Regions from separate parts of the Homo sapiens genome. Here region 2 is linked to region 1. A link is a loop called in an ENCODE intact Hi-C map of the cell type or tissue named here. Cell type or tissue: dorsolateral prefrontal cortex. All regions are shown on one strand. Links, peaks and the distances in the headings refer to the core of each region. The heading gives the core; the rest is flanking DNA. Region 1 overlaps LOC124904924 (a long non-coding RNA gene). Region 2 has its middle 53 kb from the start of LINC00494.

What was found. Peaks named below come from ENCODE experiments on the same cell type or tissue, not always from the same donor. Only the 100,000 strongest peaks of a DNase experiment are listed, where the experiment ranks them.
Region 2: it touches region 1 in a loop (4-fold over the local background); 2 of 110 quality-filtered maps call a loop at or near these places.

The regions. Positions count from the first base shown.
Region 1 is chr20:48,278,836-48,291,476 of GRCh38, reverse strand. LOC124904924 (a long non-coding RNA gene) reads right to left here. Exons shown (of 2, transcript XR_007067634.1): 2 at 9,280-11,052. Among named protein-coding and RNA genes, the nearest start is that of LINC00494, 75 kb to the left of the region's middle. In dorsolateral prefrontal cortex, for the core only: no CTCF peak of the experiment used is centred there; DNase peaks (open chromatin) are centred at 7,526 and 7,993; H3K27ac peaks cover 1,999 bases.
Region 2 is chr20:48,406,631-48,419,271 of GRCh38, reverse strand. No RefSeq gene overlaps it. Among named protein-coding and RNA genes, the nearest start is that of LINC00494, 53 kb to the right of the region's middle. In dorsolateral prefrontal cortex, for the core only: no CTCF peak of the experiment used is centred there; a DNase peak (open chromatin) is centred at 7,807; H3K27ac peaks cover 481 bases.

The DNA of each region.
Region 1 (12,641 bases), core at 3,078-11,077:
TCACAGTGCAGGGTAGACGGCCTGGAGTTTGCACACCTGCCAAGAAACACGTAGGTCTGGAGTAACACACGATGCCTCCTCCATCCAATTGTATAGAACGAGCCCCACACGCCACCCTCCCCAGTTTCACAAAACAAAGGGGAAGTGATATCCCTTTCTTCCTGGAAGGGAGAGAACACTTATAAACAATAAAAGCTTCTTTGAAATCCTCTTCCAACCAAATTACCATCTCTTGTATGAAAATTCCAGAGCCATCAATAGAGGATCAAAACTTTTTATCAAAAGAAATCAACAGTATTTGGTTTATTCTTTTTTCTCCTAAGTAGGGCAGTGCCAGGATGGGAGTGAATCTCTGGGCCAATCTGTGACCACAGAGGCAGGTCTGGGGTACCTTGGAGGAGGCTGTCCCTCGCCCAAGCATCTCTGCTACCATCTGGAGTGAGACCAAAGCCACTGAACCAGCTGACCTGGGAATCTCGGTCCTAACTCTTCCAGCCAAATGACTTGAGCAACCGCACCTTTCATTCACACAGATTATCTGTCTCCCCTATTAGTGTAACCACTTGACCAAGGCAGGCCTTCTCTTCACCTGCTCTGTTCTCTGCTGTATCCCTGGAGCCAAGAACATGCCCAAAGTAGGGGCTCAATAAATGTCTGCTAAATAAACGAACTCCCTGAGCCCCAGTTTCCTCATCTGTCCCAGGTAGATGCTGTTAATAAGAGTTGTCTTGAGAAGTACATTTTAAAAATATCTTTAAATGCTTTGCAAAATGTAAAGTCCTATGCACGGGGTGAGTTGGTGTTCCTCTCATTCCATACCGAGGGGTTGTGCAGACAGAATGACTGTGGCCAGAAAGCCAGCCTGCGTTTTCCCCGCTGGTTTCCTCCTGTGTTTTCCCGGCTGGTATGCTGATGGTCCAGAATCTTGCTTGGGAAACACAGGGTTTCCAAAGTCTTCAGCTTTCAGAGTCAATCTTTCATTTACGCTAAACCCAGCTCTTCCTCCTTGCTACTCGATCAGCAGACAGTTCGATATTTTCCTGGGTTTCAAATCCTGGGCATTTTCAGCCCTTTTTTCTCTCTGCTCTGCCAAACAAGTCACTCACCCCCACTATTCATGCTTCTCTCCCTGCTGGTCCCCATCAGGGTGGCACCAGTGACTGCCACTGTCCCAGTCCTCAGAGCCACCAGGCACCCCATCCACAGGGAGAGCTCCTTTGCCCTAACTTTTCCAGCAATAATCCCCAAATATCCTCTTAAACAGGGAGGAATAGATCACACGCACCCTCCAAACCAAACAAGATGGCCCGGGGATGAAATGCATAGACTGACCTAGACTTCATCTATGCACTATTTGAACAAATGTGTACCCAGCAGGTACCAAGCTGCAGGCAGTGTTTGTTCTAGGCGACGGCAAATCAGTGGCGGAAAAGACAGAAATCCCTGTGGGTCGTGAAGTGGATGCAATGGTTGGTTGTACATTTCCTATTGCCCCTGTAACAAATTACTCAAAGAGCAGCTAGAGTAACTTTCATTTGTCTCTTGCAGTTCTGCAGGTCAGAAGCTCAAAAGGGCTAAAATCAAGATGTTTCCAGGACTGTCCTCCTCTGCAGAGGCTGCAGGGGAGAATTCGTTTCTTTGCCTCTTCTGGCTTCTAGAGGATGCCAACATTTCCCGACTCCCGGCCCCTCCTCTGTCTTCAAGGACAGCAGTGGAAGGTTGAGCTCCGCCGTTGTGACATTGTCACCTTGCTTCCATCTTTACATCTCTGACTCAGAGTCCCCTGCCTCCCTCATTCACCTTTAAGGACCCCATGATGACATTGGACCCACCCGGATAATCCAGGGACATCTCCCCATTCCCAAGGTCAGTGGATTAGCAACTTTAATTCCTCCTTCTCACATAAGGTAACAGAGTCATAGGTTCTGGAAATTAGGACGTGACACCTTTGGGGGGCCATTATTCCACCAGCCACACTATAGCACACTCACCCTGTGAATCTGCAACACCTTCCTTACACTTACTTAAATCTTCACCCTGTGACTATTCCCATTTGGGACAAATGAGGCAGGCACGTGAGTATTTTCTCCCAAGTCACATAGTTGGGAGGTGGCAGAGCCTGCCCCAGAAGCTGCATGCTCAATTCTGCCCTGTGTTGCCTTTGGCTAAAACAAAATCAAACTTGCCTCCCATCATGCCAGCTGCTGGAATTCCACTGACTGTCCAAAACAAAGGAAGTGGAGCAGATCAGAGGAATGATCCATATTTGGAGATTGTTAAGGAGGGAAAACACCAATTTTGTTCTGTTCTGGTCTCACCCGTAGTACAAACATGGAAAGGTGCTTTCAACTCATCCATTTGTGTGCTTCCTCATGCAACAAATATTTGTGGAGCACTTACTATGTGCCAAGTACTGATGTGGGCACCATGTGACCTAACTCATAACTTTCACAGCAATTCCAGGGCATGGGTGCTCTGAGCTTGGTATCTCCCATTTTACAGATGTGGAAACTGAGTCACAGAGTGATGCACTCACTGGTTACTCACCTGGGTCCCCTTTGAATGGAAGCCACCTCACCTCTCACCCACGCTGTCACCACCGCACTCCACCCCAGGTCAAATGTCACCACCGCTGTGCAGACGCCCCTGACCTTCCTGGCAGAGTTCAGGACTCCCTCCGAGGACTCCCTTGGGCTCTTTCATTTTGCTCTTCGGGGCTCTGGTCAAATGGTGCTTAAAGTTTTATCTGCACATGTATCTCCCCTGTAGCCTGCTAGCTTCCTGAGAAGACAGACTAGCTTTATATTCCCAGGGATTGGCACAGGTTAGGGACTTCAGCAATGTTTGTGAATGAATAGGTGATTGAATGGATAGATTGTGGGACTTCAGTAATTCCTTGTTTGTTCTTTGTTTGTTTGTTTGTTTTAGACAGAATCTTGCTCTGTCACTCAGGCTGGAGTGCAGTGGTTTGATCTCGGCTCACTGCAATCTCCGCCTCCTGGGTTCAAGTGATTCTCCTGCCTCAGCTTCCCGAGTAGTTGTGATTACAGGCGTGCACCACCACACCAGCTAATTTTTGTATTTTTAGGAGAGAGGGGGTTTCACCATGTTAGCCAGGCTGGTCTCGAACTCCTGACCTCAAGTGATCTGCCCGCCTCGGCCTCCCAAAGTGTTGGGATTACAGTGTTGTGGGCCGCCGTGCCCGGCCTTCAGTAATTCCTATTAGTGCCTTAGGCGTTCCCTTGACCCTTGAGTATGTTTCTCTGTGCTGCTGAGAGAGAGAGGGTGATGCACACAGACACAGTGAGAGTGGGAGAGAATCACAGAGATGAAGACAGGCCGGGAGGCCCAAAGAAGACCCAAAAGAGAGGACAGGGAAAGGAAGGAGGACGGAGGAGAAGGAGCCTCCAATGCAGCTTAAGCCCCGAGGGTGGCGGTGTCAACAGCAAGGCACCTCTCCACCCCTCCCACCTCCCTCTAGGCACTGGGCCTCATGCCATTCATTGCACAGGCAAAGCAAACTCCTACCCCAGGGCCTTTGCACAAGCAGTTTCTTCTGCCTGAAATGTTCTTCCCCTAGGTCTTGACCTGGCTCTCTCCTTCTCACCATCTGTGTGTGTATTCGGGGGGTGAGGGGGAAGGGAGCTCAGAGAAACCTTCTCCAATGCCTTTCAGAAAGAACTCACCATAATTCTACCACAATCGCTGTTACTGTTTTTCTTTCAAAACCATTAGCCCCAGGTGGCAGTGTGCTATTTGTTAACTTGTTTATGTTGTCTACCCCATGGAGTGTGGCACCAGGCATGAGGGCTGGCAGGCTCTATTTAGGTTCTGCTTTAACCCCTGTGTCTAGTACATAGGAATTACTTAGTGAATATGTGTATTGGACATTGTGGATAAAGGAAGGAAAGAGGGAGGGAGGGAAGAATGAAAGAAAGAAGGAAGCTCCCAGCTGCTCTCCTTGCTAAACCCCACTGCAGAATGCTGTGTGCAGAGGCAAATAGAAATTGTTCAGGAAGCAGGCAGGAAAGCTGTGCCCTCTGCGCACTCTCTGTGTCGTAAGGGTCAAGGTCTGAATGCCGGCTCTTAGCAACTCTGGCCAAGAGGATGCTCTTCTAGAAGGAATGTGTCCTTCCTGAAGCAGCCAGGGGCCCGGGACAGGCTATTTGAGGCCTCCTCTATGCCTTATTATGGCAGAGACGGCTCAGAACTTTCCTCAAGCAACAAGAGAGAGCAGGGAAATACAGAACCAATGCAGACCTCCACGTGGGTGTCATCTCAGAGGAAGCAGCAAGGTCATCTGTCCCCTGCAAGGGAAGAAAGAAACCCTTTTCTTTGCTTTCATTTGTTCTGAGGCCTGGAACAGCAGCTGCACTTTTTTTCCTGGCAAGCTGGAGAATTAGGGCGGGCACAGATCTCCTTTAAAAGGGAAAATATTTCTCTCCATTCTCAGGAACCTCAGTCGAAAGGAAACACTCCTCACTCTGAGGCCTGTTTTGTGCCTTCCCCTGTCCATGCTGCAGGCCCCAGTCTCAGCCTCAGCACAGGTGACATTTAAGGGATGGCTCTGGAGCTGACCCCACTGCCTCTAGCATTAGGACCAGACCTCAGTTTTCTCTTTAGTAAAGAGAGCCTGATAATTTCTCCTCTCTGAAGACTGCTGTGGGGGTGGATGAACCCTTGCAGGCCATGAGGTGGCAGCTCCAGGGGACAGATGGCTGCCTGTGGGAATGATGCCCCGTGCAGCCAAATCTCCTCCTTCTTCTTTAAAGACAAATCAGAAATCTGAATGGTTTATCTGGAATCTCCCAACTGATTAAAAATAATGTCAATGACTTATGGTCTGCACTCAGTCAGTCTCCTTAATTATATAGAAGTGGAAAGAGCAATGAACTAGCAGTTAAAATGCTTTGTATTTGAGGCCCAGCTCTGCTACCTCCCAGTGGGGTAACTTGACCTTCCACCTTGCCAGGACTCAGTTTTCTCGTTGGTAACCTGGGGATACTAGCCACACAGTCAATGAACAATGGGTTGCTGCAACATTTAAATGAAATAATGTAAATGAAAAGACTTTGGGAAGTGCAGTTCATTCATTCACTTGCTCATTAACTCAAATAATAATCATTAGTGAACTATTTTGGAGCAAACACTGTTCTTGATCCCTGGGGTGTAGATAGACAGAGTAACATGGTCATTAAAGGTGAGGACGCTGAACTAGACTGCCTAGGACCAAAGTCAGGCTCTTTAACTCACTAACTTTGGGATAGGCAATAATAATACCTGACTGAAAGGGCTATTGTCAGGTTTAAAAGAGTTAATATATGTAAAGCATTCACAACATGCCTGGCACAGAGCAGCTGCTATAGAAGCTTTTGATCATAAAAGATCATTTTCTTTAACATCAACAGTGGAGAAGTTAAATTACACTTTAAGAAGACATAGCTGAATATCTTACCTTAAAAAATACTAGAAGGCTTAAAAGAATAGAGCAATGAACACTGGTGTAACCTTTTAGAAAGTTTTACAGCCACAATTCTTTAAATACAGAGTGAGGTTTTAATGATTAATCATTAACCATTGAGAACACACAGATATGTGGAATGTCTTAATTTATTAGTTGCTATGGTTTAGATATTTGTCCCCTCCAAACCTTATGTTGAAATTTGATCCTCAGTGTTGAACGTGGGGCCTAATGGGAGGTGCTTAGGTCATGGGGGTGGGTCCCTCATTAATAGATTAATTCCCTCCCTGGGGAGGACAGTAGGTTCTCCCTCTATTAGTTCCCCATATAGTTGGTTGCTAAAAGGGGTCTGACACTCCCCTCCGCCTTGCTTCCTCTCCCACTGTGGATCTCTGCACATGCCAGTTCTCCTTCACTTGCCCCCGTGAGTGGAAGCTGCCTGAGGCCCTCATTAGATACCCAGTCTTGAACTTTTCCAGACAGCAGAATTGGGAGCCACATAAATGTTTTATTTGTTGTTGTTGTTGTTAATAAATTGCCCAGCCTTAGGTATTCCTTTACAGCAACATAAAATGGAGTAAGACATTAGGGACAGAGGCTAAGGATTAATTCTACTGCCATTATAACACCTTAGGTTCCTTTTTATGAAGTGCCACTTTAATGACACAAATGACACATGAATACATTTCCCTTATTAAAAATAATGAAAACATTTGCATGAGGCTCAAGTCCTCTTTGAAATCTGGTGTTATTCTGCAGTAACATAAAAGGGAAAAGCCGTAATTTCAGTAGCTTCAAGAAACAAGGATTATTTATTGTTCAAATCCATATCCATCTCAGGACAGTGGGGATGTCTACTCCACAACACTTTCACTCATATGCCTGTGATGGCAGCTCCTCCGCTATCTAGGATGTGTCAGCAAGGTAAGAATGCAAAACATTTACAGTACTGGATGGTAATGGCATCTTCCCCAGGCAACATACACACTTCCCATCACATTCCATTGGCTAGAACAGATCACATGACCACCCCCAACTTCACAAGGTGAAAAAATGTCAATCTTACCATGCACCTGACTCCATCGCTTACCAGCCACATGATTTTGGGAAAGTCACTGAATTTCTTTGTGCCTCAGTTTCCTCATGTGTAAATCAAGAAGAGAAATGTGGCACTTATTTCAGAGGATTGATAAAAGAAGTAAATGACATTAAAAATGTAAAGGGCTTAGAAAGGTGCTCAATAATATTAGCTATGATGAGAAGGAGGAAGATGATAAATAAATCTTTGTGTATGTTTAAGAGTGATCCATAAATAAATCCATAAATAAATCTTTGTGTATGTTTAAGAGTGATCTCATACTGTGGTTCTGTCCTGTAATCTATACGTGGCTGAATCTTCAATACTAGTAGAAAGAATACTCTTTGCTGTATTCTATAATTTTAGGGCATATGTGTATATATACACACATACATATTCATATATATGCACATATTCAATGTACAGATGGTCTCCAACTTATGATAGTTTGACTTACAATTTTTCAACTTTATGATAGTATGAAAGTGATATGCATTGAGCAGAAACTGCATTTTGAGTAGCCGTACAACCATTCCGTTTTTCACTTCAATAAATTCAATAAATTACATGAAATATTCAACACTTTTTAACAAAATAGGCTTTGTGTTCGCTGATTTTGCCCAACTATAGGCAAATGTAAGTGTTCTCAGCACATGTAAGGTAGGCTAGGCTAAGCTACGATGTTTGGTAGGTTAGGTGTATTAAATACATTTTTAATTTAATGATATTTTCAACTTTATGATGGGTTAATCAGGATGTAACCTCATTGTAAATTGAAGAGCATCTGTAGTATAACGTAATACAATAAATATACATGCAAAGTACCTCTTTCCTTCTGTTTCCACGAAACCTGACTGACATACAGTTTTACTGCATTTAGCCTGAGTCCAGAGGCACAATTCACAGAGCAAACAATGGGTTCATGTTCGGTATTTCCTGATGTGGTCAAGGGAGCAGGGCTGTTCTTGGCAGGCAGTTCTCGCCCACGTGCTAGCTGGCCCTCGGCTGGCTGATGTCAGAGACAACACATGGGTCAGGGAGCTCAGATGCTTGAATGGTGACACAGCTGGAACCCCAGTTAGTACATGAGAGAGGAAAGCAGAATGAGTTGAGGTCAGTAGAGGGCACGTGGGACAGGTGTCGGAGCTGAAGTGTGGAGAAAGGGAGGGATGTGGGCAGAAGCCAAGTTCTGGTAGCAGAGGCTCTGAGAGCAGCCTGCATTTGTGGTGGTGGGGGCAGAGGTCGGGACTACTGCGATCCAGGCACCCAAAGGTCAGTAGAGTCAAAGGGCTCAAGGACTTCGGGTTGACTCTGGATGATGACATGCCCGGATGGGCGTGAGTGGACAGGTGCCTTGTACCTGCGGAGTGATATGGTTTGGATGTTTGTCCCCTTCAAATCTCATGTTGAAATGTGACCTCCAATGTTGGAGGTGGGGCCAGGTGGGAGGTGACTGGATCATGGGGGTGGATATCTTGCCAAGGGCTGAGCGCCATCCCCTTGGTAATGAGCGAGTTCTTGCTCTGAGAATGGATTGTTTACAAGAATATGGCACGTCCCCCGCACCTTGCTCCTTCTCTCACCATGTAATGCCCCGGCTCCCTTTCACCTTCCCCTATGATTGGAAGCTTCCTGAGGCCTCGTGAGAGGCAGATGCTGGCAACACACTTTCTGTACGGCCTGCAGCGCCACGAGTGAATTAAGCTTCTTTTCCTTAAAAATTACCCAGCCTCAGGTATTTATTTACAGCAATGCAAAAACGGACTAACACACCCAGCATTCACCCCCATGCTTCTGAAGCCACACTCTTGAGCTTGCTCTAGAAAACACAGCTTTGCTGGTCTCCGGTCTGTGCCAGGGTGATCATGTGACTCAGGCTTGGCCAATGAGGTTTCACATGACTCTGCCCACAATGATTGGTTCAGGAATGGCACGTGACCGAGTCAGAGCCAATCAGACCTCATCCTGGACCTCTGCTGGGGGACAGGGTGGGAGGTGTAAAACTGAGGCTTCTGAGCCACCAGGGGATGGCATCTGTCTCAGTGCAATTTCAATCCAGCAAAGTCACTCTGAGACAGATAGAAATGTGATAACAAGGTTTTACCCTCTGGAATTGGATGTGCCCAAGGCCAGCTCTATCACTGGCTTTTCCTTGGCAGGAGGCCATAGATTCTTTTCCTTATCTGAAGCCAGGTGGACTTGGGTTTCTGGCCACCTACAACCAAGTGTATCCTGGTAGCTAGAATGTGCCTCTTTGAAGACTGATGTTCATTGTCTTAGAGTGGAAAAGTAGACTGGCCACCCTGCAAATACTCTTGCAGACTTTCCTGGTCCATCTAGAAAAAATTCTTTTAGCTTCTCAAAAATTGCAGTTTACTTCCGTGCTCCCGAAGAAACCCAGTGTTAATTCATCCTTGAAGGGTACATGTCTTTGGAAGAGCTTTCCATGGCCTCTAATGTCAATTTTCCTTTTGATAATTTGTCTCTGCAGTATTAATGTCCAATGCAGTTTCATCCCCATCCAGCCCACCCTAAAATCGCCATAGTAGCCAATCATTGATTGATTTGCTTTCTTTTTAAAATAAGTCCTAGTTGAACCCCTAAAGTGTGTTTACTTTGAATGCATTACAATTGTACTTATCAAATTAGAACTGTATTACTCCCCCTTAAGTTACCTTGAAAACAAAATCAATAGTTTATTTAACCAGAATCAAGAAAAGAAAAAAAATACCCCGAGGAATCTGTGTAATAAGTTTTACTTGGAAAGAAACAATGTGGATAAACATGGAGAAAGCATTTCAGTGTAAAGCAGGGTGTATGGGTAGCTTGGAGGAATAAACAGGCACCAAATTTAATACTGTTCATTTCTGTGCACCTTCTTATAAATAGCAGGCCTTTGTCAAGCATGGGTTGCTTTCTGAGCAAGCAGTAGAAATAAACAATCGTATGACATTTTTAATAGTGACAGCAATTGGATTTAATGCAGGTATTTATACTATACTATTCTTTAAGTAAATATTTGAGACCCTTACAAAATTGGGCTGCTCATCAGTGCCTCCAACTTGGACTATAGGGACAAAATGTGCTCTAATTCAGATACCACCAGTTAGGCTCCCTGTGTGTGTTTTAAATTTGCAATTCCTCCGGTTTTTCTGTCCCCAGGTCGTAGCTCCTCAGTACTGAGCAGAAATGACAATTCCCCATGGAGTGACAGATGTGGCCCAATATCCTCTATGACCTGAGACTTCCCATCAGTTAATCTCCAGCTGGCACTTGGAAAATATCTGATTGTAATCAGGAGGTGCATTCTTCAAGGACTGATGAGCGTCTCCTGGGGGATGGATGGTTGGATGAAATCTGAACGCAAGAGGAAATCAGAGAGTTGGCTCTTTTGCCAGCTTCTAAATCTATCTTTTCCAGGTCTCCACATGCTGGTCCTAGAGGTCATAGAATTCTAGAGTTAGAAGAGACTGAGATTCTGGCACTTTGGAGGCCAAGGCGGGATCTCTTGATCCCAGGAGTTTGAGACCAGCCTGGGCAACATGGCAAGACCTCATCTCTACAAAAAATTTTAAATAATTTAAAAGTTAGTTGAGTGTGGCAGCACACATCTGTGGTCTCTAGGGTGGGTTCCATGGTGTCGTTCCGACATTATTCCCAGCTGCACAGACTTCAAGAATCCTGATTTGCTGTCTCTTCTGGAGAGTCTGTGACCTCCCCAGTGCCATTTCCTAAATTCCTTTTCTGCTTAAATAGCTAGAGTGGACCCTCTCGACAGAGGACCCTGAGACAGGTGCTCATCTCTTCCTCGTCTAAACAGGTGGTGGGCACTGCGTAGCCACCACTTAGGTGACTGACACAGAAGAGCCTTTCCTTATCACTTCCCTGCAGCAACTGACAGACTGAGCAGAAAACAGTCATTTTTGCTTGACAATAAGAGAATTTGATTATAAATCAATGAAGAACCCATCTGTGACCATGTTCTCACCAATTCTAAATGTTACAAGTTGGAAGAGAACAAGTCTCTGTATAATACTTGATATTGATATTAGTAACTACCAAGATAGGATTTTCCTGAGGGATAGGGAGGAGGGCTGCTCACAGAGAGACTCTGTGCTCTGGTCCCTGAAACCCATGGGAAGTGAGACCAGAGGGCTAGGGGTAGAGGACAATGTCAGGGTAAAGTGAACAGAATGCATTGGCTGCTCTGGTGGACCCTACTGATTGTCCCTGAAAATCTCTTGGCTGGTCACTGTGGCTCACACCTGTAATCCCAGCCCTTTGGGAGGCCAAGGCGGAAAGGTTGCTTGAGCCCAGGAGTTCGAGACCAGCCTGGGCAAATGGTGAGATGCTGTCTCTCCAAAAATTAAATTAGGCAGACGTGGTAGCGCACACCTGCAGTCCCAGCTATTCAGGAGGCTGAGGCAGGAGGATTGCTTGAGCCTGGAAGGTAGAGGCTGTAGTGAGTCATCTTCATACCACTGCACTCCAGCCTGGGTGACAGAGTAAGACCCTGTCTCAAAAAAAAAAAAAAAAATCCATTATCTCTTCATCTCTTTTGTCTATAGTCATAGAATCCTAGACCTTTATCTAGCCACTGAGAACACATTTTAGCTGACTTTGTAGGTATTTGTGACCAGATTACCAACTTCTAGTTAGTGGAATATAAACCTAGGTGCTGTGTTCAAATTCTAAGTATTTTAAAGAGACAGAGCATCCCCTCCCTCCATCTGCTGGCTGGCCCATGGACTTGGGTGACAGATCTGGAGCAGACACCTTGAACTATGAGTGAGAAGCCTCATGCAGGGCATTGCAGGGCATTGCAGAGCAAGCTAGAAGGGGCCTGATCCTCGACATCACAGGAGCCACTGTACCAGCCCTGGACTGTCCACATTTATAGAACATAGAAATATATTTTTATCCTGTTTAAGATATTAATATAATACTGTCATTTTTTCCTATTTGGAAACTCACAGCAGAATGTAATCTCAATGAACACAGAGACCATTTTGCTCAGCACTGAGCTAGAATCTTTGAGCAGAGGAAGAGAGACTTGAGGTTAATGTGTAGCTGCACTGAAAAGTCTGATTAGAAAGACGTCTCCACGTGGGTGCTGATTGGCCAGAGCTCCATGGGCTGGAGACTGAGTGATGTGGAAAAGGGTTCTGAGTGGGGGCAGACACTCAGGGACTGGCCGGGGTAGACTGGGCTTGGGAGCTGGGCCCTGAAGTTGGAGAATGAGGGAAAGAAAAGCAAAGAGAAAAAGGCTCATCTTCCAAGGCTCTGAAAGGCGTGTTGCCTTCCTTCCCAAGACAGAAGGAAAGAATTTAACAGCATTAAAGCAGGCTTCCACAAGGAAATAAGTACGGATGAGGACTCTCCAACATTAAGATGTATCGACAAAGCTATCTTGCAAAGTGCCCAGCACACAGTCTGTGCTCAACGATTATTTGCCTTATTGTTATCAGAAAGGGGTTCCAATCCAGACCCCAAGAGAGGGTTCTTGGATCTCGCACAAGAAAGAATTTGGGGTGAGTCCACAGAGTAGAGTGAAAGCAAGTTTATTAAGGAAGTAAAGGAATGAAAGAGTGGCTGTACCAGAGACAGAGCAGGACATTCCTGAAAGAGGTGGAATGCCCCCACCTTAGGTGCAAGGCTTGATTAGATATAAGATAACAAACATCATGGGGAAGATATGCTCCACTACAGGGGTTTGTGATAAAGGATTGCTAATCGTTGTGTAACTACTGTCCTTCCCAAGAGTCTATATTACTATTTTTAAAGCAAGACTTATTCTTAAAGTAGGACTGCTTTTGTTCTTAAGATATCAGGATGTCAAAACATTTCCTGCATCTGTTAAGTTCTGGGTCTGTTTCTGTTCCCTTAACAGTAAACATCCTGTGACTAAGAATGCCTGGCCTCCTGGGAATACAGCCCAGCAGGTCTCAGCCTCATTTTACCCAGCCCCTATTCAAGATGGAGTTGCTATTCAAGATGGAGTCGCTCTGGTTCACACACCTGTGGCCACAAAAGAAAGATTGGATGACTATATAAGTGATCAACCAACCAAACAAAAGAGAGGCAAGTAATACGGTGCGGTGA
Region 2 (12,641 bases), core at 3,045-11,044, 130 kb before region 1:
AGACCACAGTCTTAGCAGTGAGACCCTGTGGGGTCTTTTGTAAGCCCAATTCCTTCCATCTGGACTGCGGGGGAAGCTAGGGTTTCCTGGTTCCTAGATATTCTTGTCAGGCTACTTGGAATGGAAGGAACCAGTCTTTGATCTTTGGATTTTTTTTCTCATTTTAAGGTTACTTACATAATAAAACGTATTTTTGTTTGTTTGTTTGTTTGTTAAGTTCAGAGCTACAAGTGCAGGTTCGTTACATAGGTAAACTTGTGTCATGGGGGTTTGTTGTCCAGATTATTTCATCACCCAGGTATTCTGCCTAGTACCCATTAGTTATTTTTCCTGATCCTCTCCTTCCTCCCACCCTCCACCCTCTGAAAGGCACCAGTGTGTATTGTTCCTCACTACGTGTCCATGTGCTTTCATCTTTAGGCTCCCACTTATAAGTGAGAACATGTGGTATTTGGTTTTCTGTTCCTGTGTTACTTTGCTAAGGATAATGGCCTCCAGCTCCATCCATGTCCCTGCAAAGGACATGATCTTATTATTTATTTATTTTTTTATGACTGCATAGTATTTGCAGTGTGTATGTACCACGTTTTCTTTATCCAGTCAATCACTGATGGGCATTTAGATTGATTCCATATCTTTGTTACAATTAAAAAAAACATTAAAAAGTGGGCAAAAGACATGAACAGACACTTTTCAAAAGAAGACATATATGAGAAATGTATTATTTTAAAAAATAGTTATGGCTCATTTAAAAGGAAAGGGCAGAAACTATTACCTCACTCACGTAGTAGAGCTAGAAACAAGGCTTAGAAATATGCTGTTTTAAGTGAACATCCTGAGAAATTCGGGGTCTGCCATCAGGAGATGGGGAAGGGGAGAGAATCTCCTCCCTAAAATCCTTATATGCTAATCAGTGAAGGACATATTCCTAATACAGAGCAGAACTTCCATCTAAAGCACTTTTCTGAAACTCATTACCAGATATAGAGTGTAATTGCTGTGAAATTCTCAAAAATAACCAGAAGACACAAAAATCTAGAAGCTTGAAACAGCCCTAATGTTCTCCAACAACGAGTGAATGGATAAATAAACTGGGATGCCCATACTCCAGAATGACGCTCAGCTGTGGAAAGGAAGGAACCATTACCACATTGCAGCCATGGGCCTGTGTCTCAAAGGCATTATGCTGAGGGGCAGAGCCAGTGTCCCAAAATTATGTACTTTATGATCCTATTTATTTGGCATCCTCAGAAAAACCAAGTTATAGTGATGGAGACAGATCAGCAGTTTCCAGGGGTTCACTATAGGGATGGCACCGGACAATTGTTGGGGGGTTGAAACTCTTTTGGATCCTGATGGTGGTGGTGGTTATATGAATTTCTACATGGGTCAAAAATCCTTAGAAATCAGCTGGGTGCAGTGGCTCCCATCTGTAATCCCGGCAGTTTGGGAGGCTGAGGCGGGTAGGTCACTTGAAGTCGGGAGTTTGAGATCAGCCTGGCCAACGTGGTGAAACCCCGCCTCTACTAAAAATACAAAAATTAGCCAGGCATGGTGGCGGGCACCTGTAATTCCAGCTACTCAGGAGGCTGAGGCGGGAAGATCGCTTGAGCTCAGGAGGCGGAGGTTGCAGTGAGCCAAGATTGTGCCACTGCATTCCAGCCTGGGTGACAGAAAAAGACAAAGGCTCAAAAAAAAAAAAAAAAATCCACAGAAATCTGTACCAAAAATGTCAACTTTCCTATATGATAATTTCTTTAAATTAGGAAAATAATCATCTCAGGGAGTAAAATTTGAATTCACAGTGGCATCTAACCCACACGTCAGCTCCCATACACTGTGCATGTACCTGCCCACACTCCCTAGTGGACTAAATCTGCCTCTGCTTCCCTGCCCACCCTCCTTGCCCCACTCAGCCTCGGGGGCCCTTCTTCTAACAGGCCAAACTCGCTCCACCACAAGTCCCTTCCACTCCATGTTTCTTACTCTTGACATTCTTTCCCTGGGTACTCCGGTTCACCTGAGACTGAGGAGCTTTTTGGGACCTGAGACTTTCAGTGTTGGGAAAGTCACCAGAAAGCTGGGACGGGTTGGTCGCCTTTTGCCAGATTTACACCCTCACTGCATCCAGATCTCTGCTCAAATGTCTCCTTCTCAAATAGCACTTCCCTGAGCACTCCCCCGTCTCCCCTGCATCCTTGTACCCCACTTCATTACCCTCCCTCCTACTTGTCACGTCCTGTCATGATACAGCTTGTCTGCTTTTATTTGGTTATTCCATATACATCCAGTGAGTGTGTTATGGGAGTTAAGTTTAAATAAGAAAGCAAGCTGTTGAAAGTGACAAGCCATTCATGTATGGTTTAAACACATCAACTGGACAGTGTAATGTTTACAGGCACATATGTGTGGCAAAGCATAAAGCCCTGGAGAGGAACAAGGAGCACCAAGTGTGGACCTGTGGGCGGTGGGAGAAGGGACGGTAGAAGGGGCACCAGGGACATTAATCATTCCATGTGTTTTATTTTGAAAAAAAAATCTGAAGCAAATATAGCATGATAAGCTTTCACTGAGCTGGTTCGATGGGATCACAGATATTCATTACATTCTTCTTTATATTTTTCTGTAGGCTTGAACTATTTCCTAACAAGCTGGGCCTAGCAGCTCATGTCTGTAATCCCAGCACTTTGGGAGGCTGAGGTGGGAGGATCACTTGAGGCTAGGAGTTCAAGACCAGGCTGGGTAGCATAGTGAAACTTTATCTCTACAAAAAGTTTAAAAATTAGCCAGGTGTGTTAGCCTGTGCCTGTAGTACCAGCTACTCAGGAGACTGAGGTGGGAGGAGATCTTGAGCCCATGAGGTTGAGGCTGCAGTGAGCCACGATCATACCACTGTACTCCATCCAGCCTGGTTGAAAGCAAGACTGTGTCTCTTAAAAAAAAAAAAAAAAAGAAATGAATATTGTATAACAACAAAAAAGTAAGACCAGAGATCTGCTGCTTAAGAAAAAGTGATTGCTCTGATTGGGAAATCCCCAGAGTGACCAAACTTTCTAGATGACTCTGTTGGCTTTTCATGTCCCTCTCACAGAACACACATGACATCACATGACGTCACACCTGAGATGTCATCTGAGCTCCTGCCTCATGAAAGGGAGACATGAAGATGCATGCAACACGACCCTCGCCCTCATGGAACTCTCAGTCTAGCAACGGCTCCAAAAAAGCCAGAATCAAACATCTGTGTTCAAGGCATCAATAGGTGATCACTGAGCACATGTGCATGAAATTTGCTGCCCAATTTATTCAGCAAAGAAAAGTAGAAAATATCATTAGGGCCTTTCTAGGCCACAGAAATGGTGCTGGGAAAAGTTTTTCACTTCCGTGGCGCGTTCCCATGGCTGCCTCCTGTGCCTTCACACTGGCAGGCCCAGGGCTGCCAGGATGTGGGGTGGAGAATGGACAGTGCCCATTGCTGTGGGGTGTTGCTGTTGCCAATCAGGTCAAGTAACCAGCAAGATGGGGGTTCATATGGGCCTCAAGGAAGAGCACTCAGCAGTTCTAGGCAAATGACTCAGTTACAAAGGTTTATTTGGCTCTGGAGAGATAGTGACCAAGATGTTCATTCATCCATTTGTTCATTCACCAAACAAGGATGTATGCAGTACCTATGCTATGTGCCTGGTATGTTCTAGGTGTTTGGGAGAGAGAGGCAAGCAGGAAAGATGAGATCCTTGCCCTCCTGGAGTGCACATTGAGAATGCATCCAAAATAGAGTAGTGATGAGGGCTATGAGGAAAATGTAACAGGGCCATGGACTAGTGGAGGGTGGGGACAACAGGGTGGGCCCCTTAGATACAGAGTGGGGGCAGAGAGCCCCTCTGACTGCTGTAAGGGCTAAGCCCTGAATGTGGGGGATGAGGCAGACATGCAAAGGTCCCAGCAGAGGAACAGCAAGTTCAAGTCTGGGAGGTGGGGACAGCCATGCGGGTATGCTTGGGGAACAGCAGCGCCAGTGTGGCCGAGAATGAGAGAAGAGTGGAGTTGTCGTGGAAGAGACAGGCAGGGCCCATCTCGTTGGTCTTGGGGATGCAGAGAATGAAATTCATCCTTTTCAACTCACTGTTTGGAGGGGCCCATTCTTTCTCTAACTGGAAACTTGTGATATGAAGAAAGCACTGACAAGTTTTAATTTAATTTAGATTGTTAAAGCCCATCACACTATTCAATTTCCATCCCCTGGGCCCTTCTCTTTCCTGCCCTTGAGTCTCATGCTTCCACTTGGTCTGTTGACAAGGATGACTCACTCATTTGACGCAGAGTCCCTAAGCCATCCAATTTCCTGTGCATTATTAAAATTATTAAAACACAAAACCCAGGTACAGTTGTTATCTTTTTGTTGTTGTTGGTCCATACAGAAAAGAAACAGCAAACAAAAGAAAGAAAAAATCATGTGACCTTGGATTCTATGGGTCAGCACAGCAAAACAAAGGCTGGGAGGATTTTCTGGTTGACGTGCAACTGTTCCTTTGGGCACTGGGAAAAATGAGGCTTAGAAACAATGATTTCAGCCATAGCTTTTATTTATGGAGGGCACACAGGGTCTGTCTCGTGCTGGGGAGTTAGGGAGTAAACTACTTATGCATGGGGCATTTGTTATATCAGCAAACATTTATTGAGCACTTACTGTGTGCCAAGCATGGCTCTAAGCACTTTACACAGGTTATGTCGTGCTCCAAACAGCCATTGCAGAGGGCTGACCCTGTCCACTCCGTTTCACAGATGAGGAGCCTGCAGCAGGCAAACACCACTGCGGGAGGAGTGCTGACCTCCAGGCTGTGCAGAGCATCGTCAGTGAGACCCGTGAGGGTGTTCTTACTAATTGTGAGTGAATTTCAGCTCTTTGGTTTATAATCACATGCAAGTAGGGACTAGGGTAGCATGAAATCCTGAACTCTGTAATTTCAAAATTTGATCATCTGCTTTCTTCCCTTCCAATGGAGCCTCCGCAATCAGCTGACTGTGATCAAATCCTGGTACTGTGTCTTACAAACAATGTGACCAGTAGAAAAATTCTTCTCTCTCTGGGGTTAAATTCCCATATCTTATGTGTGCATGCATGTGCATGTGTGTATGTGCGCACCAACAAGTGTGTGCATGCTTACAGCATTTATGAATAGGGCTCTGGCGTCAAATAACCTGGATTTGAATTCTGGCTCAGCCACTCACCGGCCCACAACCTCAGGCAAATGACTTAACCTCTAGGTGCCTCAGTTTCTTCCTCTGTCACATGGTGACAATCAGCCCTCACCTCATAGGGTTGATGTGAGAATTAGATGAATTGGTCCATTTAAAACTCTTAGAAGGGAGCCTGGAACAGGGTTAGTGCTGGATGAATGCCCCTGTTATTACTGCTCATGGTTCTGCAGTGTGTCCATGTGCAGCTCTGTGCAGGGCACAGTAGGCATCAGGGGTGAATACATTATGAGCCCTACCTCCCCCACCTGCCACTGCCATCATCAGCGGAGGGGGTAACATCTTGGCCCCACCACTAGCTGGGTGACTTTGGGCCAAGTGCGTCATCTCCCTGTGCTTTGGTTTCCTCGCCCAGAAAATGAGGACAATGATCACACTTGTCTCCTGAGGCTGCTGGGAGGATGTGCATCAAGTCCCTAGAGCAGTGCCTGGCCTGCAGTTGGTGCTATGCATGCATTAGCTGCTATTCCTATTCTTATTAATACTATTAGTGCTTGTCCCATTTAGATTCATCCTAGAGGCGTATGGGCCAGTATGCTAAGCTCGTTTCTGATTTGGGGCCTTGCCATTTCCTCAGCTTGGGACACCCTTCCCCTGCATCTTCACCCGGCAGCTCCTATTCCTAGGTTGCCTCCTCAGGGAGGCCTCCTGGACTGCCCTCTCTGACAGCTCCTTGCTCACCCCTGCCCACTCTCTATCAAGTTATCCCATGTTCCCAATTGCTTTCCACCTGGCTTTGGTTTCCCAGAAGCAGATCCCAAGACAAGGATTTTAGTGCAAGTATTAGGTAGGTGCAAAAATAATTGCCATTATGCAAAAACCGTGATTACTTTTGCACCAACCTAATATAATAGTTTATGTGGGAGGTGGTCCCAGGAAATACCAACAGGGGAGTGGGGAAGTGAGACAGGGTGTTGCCACTGTGGGCAACTGGAGCTTAGTCCTCTACCAGCTGAATGTTTATCCTCCAATTTCTTTGCCCCGTTAGCCGAGGGCTTGTCCCAGGGCCATCAACTGTCAGCATTTCTGGCCACAGGGTAAGAGAAAGCTCTCAGGTGGACAGTCTCAGGATGCCCATGATGGCGGGACTGTGTCTGTTTTTTCACTGCTGCTTCTAGGACATTCCTTCACATTTAGAAGATGGTCTCTAAATGTGTGTGGAAGGAAGAAAAAAGAAAACAGGAAGGAAGGAAGGAACAGAAGATGGACTTTGCCCTTCTGTAACACCTTAAGAAGAAAGACAGAAGGAAGGAAGGAAGGAAGGAACAGAAGATGGACTTTGCCCTTCTGTAACACCTTAAGAAGAAAGAAAGAAGGAAGGAAGGAGGAAAGGAGGAAGGGAGGGAGGAAAGGAGGAAAAGAAAGAAGGCAGGAAAGGAGGAAGGGAGGGAAGGAAGTAGGAAAGGAAGAAAGGGAGGGAGGAAGGGAGGGAGGGAAGATGGATTTCTGCCCTTCTAGAACACCCTAAGAAAAAAGAAAGAAGGAAGGAGGGAAGGAAGAAAGGGAGGGAGGGAGGGACACCTTTGTTTCTTGTGGTGCAGGTTAATGCCAAAACTGGGGCTCAGCCTGGGAGGGTTCCTGGTGTTGTGGAGGAAAGAACTCAAGAGTGAGCCAGGAGTGAAAGAAAGCAGGTTTATTAGAGCAGCAGTGTGCAGCAGAAGGACTGCTCCATAGGCAGAGCAGCCCAGAGCAGCAGTCCCTGAAGACCAGGGCTAGCTGTATTTATACCACTTTTAATTATATGCTAATTAAGGGGTGGGTTATTTAGAATTTTCTGGAAAAGGGGCAGACGGTTCCCAGAACCATATAAGGTAACTTCTGGATAGTTTCCATGGCATTCGTAAACTGTCCTGGCGCTGGTAGGAGGTGGGAGTGTCTTTATGCTATTGAGCAGTGAGGGCAACTAGAGATCGCTTTTGCCACCATCTGCTGGTTTTGGCCAGTTGCTTTACTGCATCCTGCTTCGATCAGCAGGATCATGATCTGTGCTTGGAAAACAAGTCCTGCTGATCTCCTACCTCACTTGCAGTATTAAGGGAGCCATTCTCTGCCCATTCCCCATCACGGGTGGGATCTGGATCATCAAGGCTCTGAGGTTGAGCCTATAACCCTTTTTGAGGCACTGCCACTTAGATTCCAAGTGTGACTCCTCCAACACTAGTTCAATCATCTCCTCATTGCTTTAAGGGAAACAGGTTCAAAGCTCAGAGGCCTGGAGGGCTTTTTTTTTTTTTTTTTTTTTATCACTGTCAGTTGCACCAGCCCTAGAAGAGACAGTGGTTAATTTTATGTGTCAACTTGACCGGACCATAAAGTGCCCAGATATTTTGCTTAACCATTATTCTGAGTGATGCTATGAGGGTGTTTTTGGTGAGGTTAACATTTAAATCATTAGGCTGAGTGAAGCCAGTTGCCTGTCTCAGGAGGGTGGGCCGCATGCAATCAGTTAAAGGCCTGAATAGAACAAAAAGATGACTCTCTCTGAGTGAGAGGGAACTCCTCCAGCCTGACTGCCTGTGAACTGGAACTCAGCTGTTTCCTGCTTTTGGACTAGAACTGAGACATTGTCTTTTCTTTGGTCATGAGCCTGCTGGCTTTTGGACTAGAAGACTATTGGCTCTCCTATGTCTCCAGCTTGCAACTCACCCGACAGATGTTGGGATTTATCAGCCTCCATAATCATGTGAGCTAACTCCTTACAATAAATCTCTCTCTCTCTCTCTTTCTTTCTCTCTCTCTCTCTCCCTCCCTCCCCGTCTCTTCTCTGTCTCCCTCCACACACACAGACCCTAGTGTTCCTGTTTCTTTAGAGAACCTTGACTCAAACAGAAGGTAACTGGGGTAACTGGGGATGGTTCAGAACAGCCCTCTGGTGTGATGAGCGCAGTGGCTAGGAGGACACAATGGCTCTCTGTGATCATTTGCCTAAAGAGTTTAGTGGACATTTGTTCTTCCTTTTTGCCAACCACTGATGGGTGATTTCTATGGAAGGAGCTACAGTTAGTCCCTCAGGGGGCAGTTGCAGGATTCTGGATACATCTTCAGTGTCTCATACCTGTGCTATTGGCAGCATGGGCTGGGATGTGTGTGCTGGGTGAAGGCACCAGAGACATCAGGGGACCAGTTATGATTGGGGGGTGTGTAATTTGGGGGCCATGTTTCCTGGCTGTGTGGCCTGCAAGTCTAATTCTTTGGTAGGCATGAGCCCAAGCTACCCAATAGGATTTCATAAATAAACCCCCTTCCTAATTGAACTGGCTGGAGTAGGTTCCATTAGCAACTAAAAGCCCTGATCCATATGTGGTAAAAGTTTATGAAACATTTTAATCAGTACAAAAAAATATATAGTAAGGAATGTGTGCTTGGCTCTGGATTTAAATGGAAAGGCAGGGCCAGCAGGTGGGAAAGAGATATGAGAGAACAAAGTAAGGTTGTCTACAGCTGATCCATTTCCTCAGTGTATTAATTCAACCAGTAACCATTGAGCTCCTCCCGTTCCAGGCATTGTGCTCCGTGCATAGGATTCAGTGATGTCCAAGGCAGATGAGACCCCTGTCTTCATGCAGCTTCTGTTCTAGTAGGGAGACAGCAAGAGACAAGCACACAGTGAATAAGATGATTTCAGATTGCAGTGAGTGCTTTGAAGAAAATAAATCAGAGTGGGGATAGAGAGTGATGGAGATACACACCTCCTTTGGACAGGGCGGTTGTGAAAAGCTTCTCAGAGGAGGTGACACTTGAGCTGCGACCTGGAGGGTGAGAAGCAGCCATCTGGGCTAAGTGTCCCAGGCAGAAAAAAGTATGTGCAGAAGCCTTGAGACTAGAAAGAACTTAGCATGTTTCAGAAGCAGCAAGGAGCCCATCATGCATGGCTTTGTGGCCACAGTAAGGAGACTGGATTTTACTCTAAAAGCTTGGGGAAACCACTGGGAGTCTTAGGCAAGGGAACAACATAGTCTTATTTTCCTTTTACAAACTGACTTTGACTGCTGAGTGCAGGATGGATTATGAGGGGTTGGTAGACCAGGTGACCAGCCAGGGTTGTTGCAGTTGTCCTGAGGTTGGGGATGAGAGATGATGGCAGGTTGGGTGCAGGTGGGGGTGGCAGAGGGTAGAGAAGAGAGAAGTGAGCAGATTCAGAATCTACTTTGGAAGCAGAGCTATTAGGAGGTGCTTATGGGATTGGGTGTGGGGTGTGAGAAAAAGGAAAGTGTTGGACGTAACCAAATGGACATAGATGATCATAAGAAGAATCCATTACCATCTACCAAACAAATCATAGCATTAAACACTTTAGAGTTCAGAAAGCCCCATCATATACATTGTTCTCATTGAACCATACAAAGTTCACAGGGAAGAGGCCTTAAGGATCATCTAGTGCAGCTGCTTAATTTGAAGAGAGGAGGAAACTAGAGCCAGAGAGGGGAAGTGACTCACCCAAGGTCACCTGGAGAGAGAATTCCAGACCCCAAGTCAGAGTCCAGGCCTTCCAATTTCCAAATCATTGCTTTTTACACTATGGAATTTGGTTAGGAAGACTTCCTTTGCGTCGGTTTCTTTCTCTTATCTGCACAGTGGGGTACTGTTGGCTGCCTTAGGGATCACTCCTGGGAGCACCTTTCTCGGCCCATGCACTCTCCTTGCCCTTCACAAACTCAGATGGCTCCTCCAGCAAGAATCAAGTCCTGTCTTGCCCTAGGCAGAATCCATCACTCCAGTGCCTCTAGCTTCAACATATGCATGTTCTTCCACCCAACAAATCCTATATTTAGAAACGTATCCCATAGAAACCAAAGCTCTACAGTACAAGAATACATATTCAAAGATATTTATTCCAGTGCTGATCATACTTAGTTGATTATAGTTGAATCATTGAATCTGAAAACACTCTGAATATCCATTAGCAGGGGAATGGTTGATTAATGTAAAATTTATTCATATTATGGAATATTAGATGGTTATTTTGAAATACTGAGTTGGATCCTGATATATCAATTGAGATGATGTCTATACCATATTGAGGATTAAGAAAACACAGTATGAAGTATTTATGTAGTCAGATTATAGTTTGCAAAAGAAACCTAAGCCCTTATAAAGAGAGGTCAGGAAATCCTTGTCAGTGTGTATATGCCTGTGTATGAACCTGTGTAGAAGTGTGTAGAAAGTTGTGGAAGGAGACACATTTGGGAGTGGGGTTGGGAAGGAGGAGACAGGCAGGGGGCAGGGAAATTAGAGAAGGATTGAAAAGGAAGCGTGGTAGAATCCTGGGAGAAAATGTAGACAGAGTCTCCCTGTGTGTGAAAATTGACCATGTACATAGAAATGCACCAAGTTGACAAGATGTGGTTGCATTGGCCATTTTTATCTTGACTTATGTGATTATCTTGACATATTTTGGTAACAAAGATAATATACAAGTGAATGAACAAACTGATAAAAAGGAAAGAGCCCCTTGGTGGAGGACCTCAAGACCCACACAGAAGGTACAGTTGGCTTTGAGGGATTTCCCAAGACAGAGGAATAGGAGTGAGGTTGTCAGGCCCTGGGGGAACCAGGAACAAATGTGTGTGCAGCCCTCAGACCCAGGAGGTTGATTCACTCTCTGGGGACAGGGTTTCAGGACTCTATTCTTCTCTGCCTGGGGAGGGGGAGAGGGTGGGTGAGACCTGAGGTAGCTGAGTGTCCTTGGATTCCCTGCCTCATCCTGGGCAGGGTGGAGAGCCAGCCAGGGAAAGGTTACAGGACAAGAAAAACTTCAGGTGGAGACAACAGTAGATTTTAGCCTCTGTGAGCACACGCGGCTGTGCAAGGGGTGGTGGTTATCAATGACGGTCTCGCCCCTAAAGAGGTGCTTTGGGTGCACAATGCTGAGAGGAGCGTGATGTTGGCATTTGGGGTGTGAGCTGAGGATACTATGCGGCTGTAATACATAGGACAATCCCACACCATGCAGAATTTATCTTGTATCTTGCACTAGTTTTGAATGTTTCACTGGACATTCATGTAAGCAAACCCTATTTACAATGATCTGAGCCTCCAGTGAAAAGTCCAGTTTACATAGAGACGATCATAATGTTTTAATAATCACTGACTTTCCTGGGACAGCAACTCTGGTGTAAATCAAGGGAAACTCGTGTTTGTTTTGTTCAGAAGTTCACCACCAGCGGGTCAGCATCCTGAGCCCTCTCCTCACTAGCGGCAATGTGCATGACATTTGAGGTGGCAACTCAACAGGCTTGTCACCAGTCTGCATTTACAGCTTAATCACTTCTAGTGCGGTCAGTCAGAGCATTTGCATGTTGAAGTATGCATTAATTTGTTACAAATTACTTTACATAAATTACTTTTCTTATACTTCTGTCTTTATATTATAGTTAGGGCATTATATTGAACTTTTAAAAAGATGTGGATAGGCTGTATTTATGAATTATATTTCAAGATACAAGTGTGGAAATTATAAAATATTGGTTTAAAAAAGGTGGCATAGGTTTGGACACAGCTGAGAACCACATTTCTAAAACTCAGCAGTACCTTCTCTTTCCCCAGGGAAACTGCAGCCTCATTTGGAGAGGCTTTTGAGCTTTTTTGTTAAATTAAGCCAGATCTTTTACCATGAAAGAGGATCTTTTCTTTTCTTCTTACTCATCAAGTCTTCCTTTGCCAAGATTCCCCTTAATGAGTCTGCTGGAGGCCAGTGTAATTTTGATCATTACAACCTTGGGCCATATAAATTCTCCTGGAATTGTCCCTACAAATACAAGTATAACTGTCTGGCTCCAGTTTGCTGCAGACATGGCTGGGGCTTCTGCCAAATTTAGGTCACTGCCTGGTGGGCGAATGATTTGTCCCTCCATAGGGGACAGATCAATAATCAACAAACAAACACATTAAAAAGATAAAAAGGCAGAAAGCTTAGTTATGCAAATCAGGGTGGAAGAGAGAGAGGGCAAAGAAAAGGGCCTCATTCATATTCTGCAACTTCAGCACGCCCTGGCCCATTGGCCGATTTCTATTAAAACACTCCGCCCAGAGCAGCCAACACTCTGGCTCATTAATAAAGGTTTGTCCCAACTGGAGTAAACACCACCCGTTCCCAGGACACCCAGAAGCAGAAAATTAACCAGAGGTGAACTGGGTCATTAGCTGCTGCACAATATGGGTCATCCTAGATTAATTTAGTTCCCTTCAACTGGAGGCTCAAAGAGAGTGACCGGTTCTCATGGAGTGGGACAGTGACTTAGCAGCATGTTGAGGTCTCTTGGATACCAGGCCAGGAGCTGTCATTATGATTCATGGCACCTCTGACATCACTCGGTGGTTTTGTGATGCAAAGTTTCATGTTGTCTAAACACACACAAGGGAACCGGTGAGTTTGTGTGTGGTTG